Linked DNA regions of Homo sapiens: region 1 is linked to region 2. A link is an interaction called in ENCODE POLR2A ChIA-PET data of the cell type or tissue named here. Cell type or tissue: HepG2. All regions are shown on one strand. Links, peaks and the distances in the headings refer to the core of each region. The heading gives the core; the rest is flanking DNA.

What was found. ChIA-PET counts read pairs that join two places held together with the same protein. Peaks named below come from ENCODE experiments on the same cell type or tissue, not always from the same donor. Only the 100,000 strongest peaks of a DNase experiment are listed, where the experiment ranks them.
Region 1: POLR2A ChIA-PET joins it to region 2 with 5 read pairs; 3 of 35 experiments call an interaction of 5 or more read pairs at or near these places.

The regions. Positions count from the first base shown.
Region 1 is chr7:551,991-556,364 of GRCh38, reverse strand. The region is part of intron 9 of PRKAR1B (protein kinase cAMP-dependent type I regulatory subunit beta); the gene reads left to right. Among named protein-coding and RNA genes, the nearest start is that of PRKAR1B-AS2, 7.8 kb to the left of the region's middle. RefSeq lists an enhancer at 3,420-3,920. In HepG2, for the core only: no CTCF peak of the experiment used is centred there; DNase peaks (open chromatin) are centred at 2,654 and 3,384.
Region 2 is chr7:470,461-474,834 of GRCh38, reverse strand. No RefSeq gene overlaps it. Among named protein-coding and RNA genes, the nearest start is that of PDGFA, 47 kb to the left of the region's middle. RefSeq lists enhancers at 1-43, 2,915-3,871. In HepG2, for the core only: no CTCF peak of the experiment used is centred there; a DNase peak (open chromatin) is centred at 2,234.

The DNA.
Region 1 (4,374 bases), core at 176-4,175, 81 kb before region 2:
AGTGAAGCTGTGTTTGGGGGTGATTGGGGTCGGGGTGGGTGGGTTTGCTTTGGTGGCCTCTGGGATGCCTCTGAGGGGTCGGTTTCCAGAAGTTTCCTCCGTGGCCTAAAACGGTGCCTGGCACGTGGTGGGTGTCCAGTCACTCTTGGTGGGAAGCACGAATGCCCCCACCTGAGCTGTGTTCTGGTCAGGGGCTTCATGGTGGTTCTCACAAAGGCTTCAGGGGTGCAGGGTGGCCTGGGGGTGCCTGGGAGCTTGGAGACAGCCAGGAGCCGAGCGTCCTTGAAGCAAAATTCGTGCTGGCCACTCCCGGGGCATATGCAAGAGGGAGACAGGGGCCCGGAGGGGCCGCACTGCTGGGATGAGCATAGGAGGGATGAAGACGGCTTGTACCTGGCTGAGTCCCCGGAGCGGGGGCATCTGGTCATGCATTGAGGTGGGGGGCCTGGATGCAAGCCCACGCTGCCTGGGTCTGCCTCCCGGGCTCCCGTCTGCCAATTCGCAGCACCCCTCCTGCAACAGGGCCTGTGAGCCAGGTGTGCTGGCCACCACCACGGGTGACTGCAGCCTTCGGGTAGGGCTGGATGTCATCTGCTTGTGGAGGCAGCGGGACTCTGACTGTGTGGCCTTGGCCAAGTTGCTCAACCTCTCTGGGCTTCCATCTGCGAAGTGGAGAAATTCATGCCCCCCACAACATGCTGGGGCCCTGAAAAAGGGGGCATGTGAAGGTCTGGGGTGCAGCAGCTGCCCAGACAGTGGTCAGTCCCTCCCTGGTCGGGCTGGAGGGAAAGACAGCAGAGGTTTACAAAACACATCTCTCCAGAGCCTCAGAGGAGGGTCCAGCCTGAAGGTACCTGTGCATCCTTTCCTATCAGGGCGTGTGAAGAGTGAGAATGCCTCCAATTAAAAAAGTCATCCGTGTGGTAATTATGCTGCCGATTTCCAAATGGCCTCTAGGAGATGCCACCACTTAGAACCGGATTCCAGAGACCACCGAGCACGGCCAGTGTGCTCTTGCATCCAGACAGCGTGACTAGTGACAAAGTGTGGTGTGTCCGGGAGCAGTCGGCACAGCAGCCCCGTGGGGGCTCCCCGGACCCATCCCTGCCGCTTCCTTGCCGGCAGAATCCCAATCCTCAGCCCCTCCCCAGAGCGGGGCACGTCCAGTCCCATGGGTCATATTCCCCAGCAACTGGTTTAGGGCAAGCGTGAGACCCTCTCTGGCCAATGAGGAGTGAGGGGATGTTTCCAGGAGTTTCTGGAAGGGTTTCTCACTGCTGAGGGGAGAAGTGCAGGAGAAAGAGGTAGGTTCTGTCTTTCTGCTGATGGTGTAGGGGTGGCCTGTGGTGACTCCCGGAGCCACGGCAGCCTCTGTGCCCCCATGAGGGACCTGATTGAGGACCTTGCACCTCCCCGAGGTCCCAGAGCAGGAAGCAAGAGCAAGGCTGGGTCCCTGCCACCTCCGAGCCATGAAATGGGCCTGGGAGCCCTCCCCTATCTTCCGGCTCTGTGGGATCCGTGGCCTCCCCTGTCTTCCGGCTCTGCAGGATCCGTGGTCTCCCCTGTCTTCCGGCTCTGTGGGATCCGTGGCCTCCCCTGTCTTCCGGCTCTGTGGGATCCGTGGCCTCCCCTGTCTTCCGGCTCTGTGGGATCCGTGGCCTCCCCTGTCTTCTGGCTCTGTGGGATCTGTGGCCTCCCCTGTCTTCTGGCTCTGTGGGATCCGTGGCCTCCCCTGTCTTCCGGCTCTGTGGGATCCGTGGCCTCCCCTGTCTTCTGGCTCTGTGGGATCCGTGGCCTTTATTAGACCTTACCAGCCTCAATTTGGGTTTTCTGCTATTTGGGGTCAAAAGCACCTGAACATTGCTCCACACCCAGGTTTCACCAAGTAATCCTGTGAACCAGAGGCCGTCAGGTTCATCGCCTGGATTCTGAGAGAGGAAAATAATCCCAGCTGTGAAACAGAAAGTGTTAAAAATGGCCACAAAGGGAGCATCGATGACGTCTGTCCGCAAGGTCAGCGTGATGGGCTGTCCAGACAAATAACGCCGCTCACAGCGGCTCTCCTGTGCGGGGGCTTGGCCTGCTCCAGACCCCAGCTAACCAAATTTTCTCGCACCGAATTCTCAGAGTGGCCACAGCTTTGAAGACCAGGAAGCAGAGTTCTCACCTATGGGAAGGCTGGGGCCGGTGGCTTCAGAGCCCAGGAGTTTCACCCTCCGCCATCTGCCCCCACATGGGCCTCAGAGCCCAGAGCTGTGCCCGGGTCTGGCCTGAGCCAGTGCCAGGACTGGGAGGAGAGCTGGGAGCTGTTCCTGTGGGTGGGGGCCCACGGAGTCTTCCCTCTCTCCAGCGCCCGGGGTCTGAGTCTGTGGGCACCCGGCTGAGGGCACGCTCCCTGTCTCCCCCTGCCCACAGTGGCGGCACTCAGCCGCCCGGTCTGTTGTTTACACGTCCTGCTCATCCATCAGCTGGATTCATAAACACGGCAGAGGCCTGGGAGCCGAGTGGCCCCACGGCCGGATCAGGGGCCAGGGCAGCGGTCTGGCTGTCACAGGGGCTGCCAGTTGGTGCCTGGAGATTCTAGGCGTGGCGGGCACCAGCAGGGTCTCCTGACCCACATCTCTCCCAGACTGATGAGGTGGGGAGTTACTCATTAACCCAGGTACAGCCTGGCTGGCATTTGTTGAGGCTGGGTCTGGGTGAGCCAGGGTGAACCGAGCCCACCTTGAAATGAAGTGTTTGTTCTCCAAGAGCAGCTGCTCTCAGAGGGCCGCCGTCTGCCAGGCCGGCTGGGGCTGTGGGGACGTGATCCCTGGGTACCCGGATGGTGCCGTCTCCGGACCCTGGAGGGCCAGGCTGCAGGTGCTGCCACCTTCCTGGGCCTCAGCTTCCCCGGCTGTAAAATGGGATGGTGACATTCCTCACGCAGGTGCTGCACTTCTGCGGCAGACGCGGGGCCCTGCCTCCGGGGACTAGGGACCGGTCGGAGCGTGGTGCAGAGAGAGCTGCTCAGAGTGGAATTCGGGGAGTGTCTGAGGCCGGCGGCGTGCAGGGCCGGCGACAGAGCTACATTCATCAACACCTGCTGAGGGTGTTTGGTGTTGAGGACAGACCGTTTCCCCGGCTGTTCAGAGGAAGCTTCTCTAGTGTGTCTTCCCAGCGGCTCTAGTGTCAGCGGGACATTCCTAGGTTCCCGGCAGGCGGAGTCTCAGGGGGGACAGTGACACGGCAGCCCCGTCTGGCCACACAGCCCACGCTTTCCCTGTGCCAGGCCGCGGTTTCCACACCTGGGGCCCTGGAGGGACCAGAGTCCAGGGGACATTCAGCTACCCCAGCCCCGCCGTCCGCAGGCTGCATCTGTGCGTAGCACGTGCTGCGGCGGTGCCCTGTGATATGCTGCCCACGGCCTCTGTGTTAATCATTGATCTGGGCAACCCGCAGACCCCTCCCCACTTCCCCGTGTCGGGGGTCAGGAGGGAGCTTAGTAGGCATGTGACCCTGAGACAGCGCCCCCCTCCCCTTTCCCCGGGGAGGCCGGGATGGCTGGATGAGCTCCCAGTCCTTGAGAGTTGGTCCAAGGTCAGCTTGGAGACCGGCAGCCCTGTGACAAAGATACCGACCCCCAGGGAAGGTCCCAGCGCGTCCCCTCCCGGCTCCTCCGCTCGCCTCGGCAAAGGTGCGGGGGGCCAGTGAGTTCCATTTCGAGGAGCTGTGTGTCTGAACAAAAATGGGAGCTGGGCCAGGCCGGACGGTGGTCTCTGGGCAGGTCCCGCGGTGCTCAGATGCCCTGGTCACAGGTGCCGGGAACGGGAGAAGCAGCAGCATTGGATGTGGTGGTGGCAGTGGCTCTGGAGAAGGACCTGGGTGGGAGGTGGGGGTTTGGGTGGTGACGTGGTGATGGCAGTGGCTCTGCGGGAAGGACCTGGGTGGGAGGTGGGGGTTTGGGTGGTGACGTGGTGGTGGCAGTGGCTCTGGAGAAGGACCCGGGCGGGAGGTGGGGGTTTGGGTGGTGACGTGGTGGTGGCAGTGGCTCTGCGGGAAGGACCCGGGCGGGAGGTGGGGGTTTGGGTGGTGACGTGGTGATGGCAGTAGCTCTGGAGAAGGACCTGGGTGGGAGGTGGGGGTTTGGGTGGTGACGTGGTGGTGGCAGTAGCTCTGGAGAAGGACCTGGGCGGGAGGTGGGGGTTTGGGTGGTGACGTGGTGGTGGCAGTGGCTCTGGAGAAGGACCTGGGTGGGAGGTGGGGGTTTGGGTGGTGACGTGGTGGTGGCAGTGGCTCTGGAGAAGGACCTGGGTGGGAGGTGGGGGTTTGGGTGGTGACGTGGTGGTGGCAGTAGCTCTGGAGAAGGACCTGGGTGGGAGGTGGGGGTTTGGG
Region 2 (4,374 bases), core at 142-4,141:
CTGAGTGGAGAATTTGGAGGGGCCAAAGGCAGCACAGCAGAGCTGAGTCAAGTGGAGCCTGGATCCCTGCATGACCATGTGGACTGCTGCCCACCATCTGGGAACAATCCAGGTTGGCCTTCCCCTGACCGAGAAATAAACTCTACTGTGTCAAGCTGGGGAGTATGAGGCTCTATTAGAGCAGCTAGAGTTACCCATCTCAACAAACACAACTCGTGAGCCAGCTAAGGGCACGATCCACTTTATGGATGAAGAATCTGGCAGTATGACAATTCATGTCTTCAAAAAATATCACATGGCTAATTCGTGGGAAAGGTCATACCTAACCCCAGTCTCAGGGTGCTGGAGTGTGGGCTGGAGAACACAGTGGGGAATCCTGAAGCAGAGGCTGCAGGCACAGCCGACTGTCCCCAGAACTCACTTTGTCCCGGATCTCGTCAGCGGGCCCTGGGATTGCCCCAAAAGGAGCTGAGCCCATGTCTTTGAATCCAGACCCTGTGCTCTGTTGACAAAAGGACTTCTTATAAAAAAGTTAAGTTTTTTTGATTATAAAAGAAATACATATTCACTTTAGACAGAGTAGGACAAAGAAAAAAACGACAAACTTCCTATAATCCTTCTATCCAGAAATCATTATTGTAAACATTTTTGGATATTTCTCTCCATGTCTTCTTGTTTCTTTCTTTTAGAGATGGGGTCTTGCCATGTTGCCCAGGCTGGAGTGCAGTGGTGCAATCACAGCTCACTGTGACCTTGGACTTCGAAACTCCCGTGATTCTCCTGCCTCTACCTCCCTAGCAGCTGGGAAAACAGGCACGCACTACTATGCCTGCCTAATTAAAAAAGGATTTTTAAAAGAGACGGGGTCTCACTATGTTGCCCACGCTGGTCTTGAACTTCTGGGCTCAAGTGATCCTCCCGCCTCGGCCTCTCAAAGCACTGGGATCCCAGTTGGGAGCCACCATGCCAGCCCAGTCTTTTCCATATCAGTCTCTTTATCTCTGTTTCAGGCGTTTCTGGTTGTCCCCCGAATTCAACGGCCTCCCCCTGGTTGGCTGTTGGACTCCTGTGGTCTTTTTGTCAGCTGTGGGGTGGGGCGTGAGGGGGACATGGGGCTGGGCTGCCCAGAGCTCCTCGAAGTAGGGCAGGCTGTTGTCCGGTGGCTGGGTGATGTCAGCACCTCCAGGATCCTTGGCTGCAGGGAGCTTCACGCCCTTCCCAGGGCAGCCCACGACCACTGATGCATCCAGGCAGGTGCACAGGCCCAGCAGTCCTGGCCCAACCCACTTGCAGCAACTCTGCCAGCTCCCAGCCTCAGAGCTTCTTGTGGGCAGGCCGTCCACTGTTGGACCTTCCTCGCCCACCCTGCCTCCTCCCTCCCCTCCACGGGTGCTGACTGGGGAACATCCTGACACACCTCCTGGCTGCTGGGCTGTACCTCCGTCTGCCTCCTGGACCCAGGGACATTCTCAGCCAGCCTGGGCCCCTGTGCAGCCCCATGGGGCAAATGCCGAGCAGTCCAAAGCGGCAGCCCCGGTAGCTCCATTCGCCTGGCCCGCCACCGACTCACACGAGCAGGAGACAATTCTGGCCACGAGACCGGAGGGAAGCCTCCCGAGGGCTCCTGGGAGCATCTTCCCGGCTCTCAGAAAGGGGCACAAGGCTGGGTGCAGTGGCTGATGCCTGTAATCCTTGCACTTTAGGAGGCCAAGGCAGGGGGATTGCTGGAGGCCAGGAGTTCGAGACCAGCCTGGGCAACATAACGAGACCCCTATCTTTACAAAAATAAAAAAAAAATTATCCAGGCATGGTGGTGCATGCCTGTGGTCCCAGCTACTCAGGAGGCTGAGGTGGGAAGATTGCCTGGGCCCTGGAGGTTGAGGCTGTAGTGAGCTATGACCGTGCCACTGCACTGTAGCCTGAGTGACAGAGCCAGAACCCATCTTTAAAAATAAAAATAAAAATAAAAATAAAAAGTCATAAAAGGGGCAGAAGGCAGGGATGCCTTTAGAGGGTGGTGGATGAGGACGTGATGCCTGGAGCTATGGCAGTCCTCTTGTGACCACGAGGGGACAATTATGAGGTGTGAGGCCAATTGAGAATGGCAGGGTAGAGAGGAGGAGGAATCCCAGCTCCTGTGGTATCACAGAATCACTGAGTGCACACCTTGAACTTCCTGTCATGTGATATAACGCACCTCCTTCATGTAAAGCCACCGTGCGTCAGTGCCTCTGTGTGTGTGCGCATACACTGTGGCTTGTGTGCGGATTCCCCGCTTAACATCCAAACAAGCCAAAGGTCACTCCTCCTCGGGGGAAGGCTGTGAAAAGGCAGCTCCAGGAAAAGAAGTGTCAGGATGAGGGGGCCGGGGGACCTGCGCCGAGTCCCTAAACCCCAGGCCTGCCCAGCTCCACAAAGGTGGCATGGCGGGTGCCTCTAAGCTGTGTCCCCTCCTTGTCACCAGGGACGGTTCAGGGCTGCTCACCAGCTGCCAGGTGCCACCACCCGGGTCCCTCCCATGCCTTCTCCCTGGGCTGCAGGAGCTGTTGCAAGTGAGCTGGGGCCTGTGGGGTCAGCCCTCTGGCCGACAGACTCTTTCCCACAGAACTTTGGGAAGGGACTGACTCAGCAGAGCTATTTCTGATGTTTTCAGTCACTGGAGTCACTATCTCGACTTGTAAGACATAGTTTATGCTCCTTAGAAACTTGAGCCTGCCCCGGGAGTCCCTGGGGAGCTGCCAGGACAGATTTCGCACCGGCTCTGGCCCTCCCTTCCCTTGGAGGGGGAATGCGGGCCCGGCCTGAACAGGCAGTGTGAGGAAGTTCCAGCAACCGCTCCCACGTGGCTGCGTTCCGGAAGCTTCCTGGGCAGTCAGCTGCAGGCTCCATCAGGCTCCCTTTCGTTCCAGCCCCACTGTGAGCCCCTAGGGGACCGGCAGGAGCGATGAGGTCCCCAGAATTCAGCACTGTGCCGAGCTGGCCGGGCCACCCCTCTGGTCAAATGGCTCAGGGCAGCGGGCTCCCTGGGACTGCTCAACATGGGCGCCCCCGGCTGATCCATGGCTCATGGGCTGCTGGGGAAGACGGGGCCAGAGCTCCTCTGTCTCCCCTGCTTTGATGCCCCTCCTTGTCCGGGGCCATCTTGAGGACCTCAGTGATCCCCCATAGACCCTGGCCACAGTCACACCTGGCCCCCACCCAGGTCAGTCGGAAAGGTGATAGGGAAGAGAGGGTGGTGCGGGGAGCCTCCCATCATACAGATGAGAAACGGGGGCTTGATGGGTGAATGGGCTCAGCCCCGCCAGCAGAGCCAGGCCTCCAGCCCAGGCCCAGCTCACTCCATGACATCTCCCTGGACCCAGAACACTCCTGTTCGAGGCTGACACCATGACTTAGGAAGTCAGACCCTCGTCTGCTCTTCCAGTAGATCATCAGCGGTCTGCCGAGTGTGCCCAGGCTGGGCGTGTGCAGGGGTGCACAGGATCCTGGCGGGGGAGACAGACGGTCAACAGATGGACACGCCCCGAACAGCATGAAAGGGGAGAAGGGGCATGGGGGAGCTATAGGGTGGTGGGGGAGGGTGTGTTGAGGGGCACAGGGAGATATAGGGTGGCGGGGGAGGGGTGTGTTGAGGGGCACAGGGAGATATAGGGTGGCGGGGGAGGGGTGTGTTGAGGGGCACAGGGAGATATAGGGTGGGGGAGGGGTGTGCTGTGGGGCACAGGGAGATATAGGGCGGGGGAGGGGTGTGCTGTGGGGCACAGGGAGATATAGGGTGGGGGAGGGGTGTGCTGTGGGGCACAGGGAGATATAGGGTGGCGGGGGAGGGGTGTGCTGTGGGGCACAGGGAGATATAGGGTGGGGGAGGGGTGTGCTGTGGGGCACAGGGAGATATAGGGTGGCGGGGGAGGGGTGTGCTGTGGGGCACAGGGAGATATAGGGTGGCGGGGGAGGGGTGTGTTGAGGGGCACAGGGAGATATAGGGTGGCGGGGGAGGGGTGTGCTGTGGGGCACAGGGAGATATAGGGTGGTGGGGGAGGGGTGTGCTGTGGGGCACAGGGAGATATAGGGCGGGGGAGGGGTGTGCTGTGGGGCACAGGGAGATATAGGGTGGGGGAGGGGTGTGCTGTGGGGCACAGGGAGATATAGGGTGGCGGGGGAGGGGTGTGCTGTGGGGCACAGGGAGATATAGGGTGGCGGGGGAGGGGTGTGCTGTGGGGCACAGGGAGATATAGGGTGGCGGGGGAGGGGTGTGTTGAGGGGCACAGGGAGATATAGGGTGGGGGAGGGGTGTGCTGTGGGGCACAGGGAGATATAGGGTGGCGGGGGAGGGGTGTGCTGTGGGGCACAGGGAGATATAGGGTGGGGGAGGGG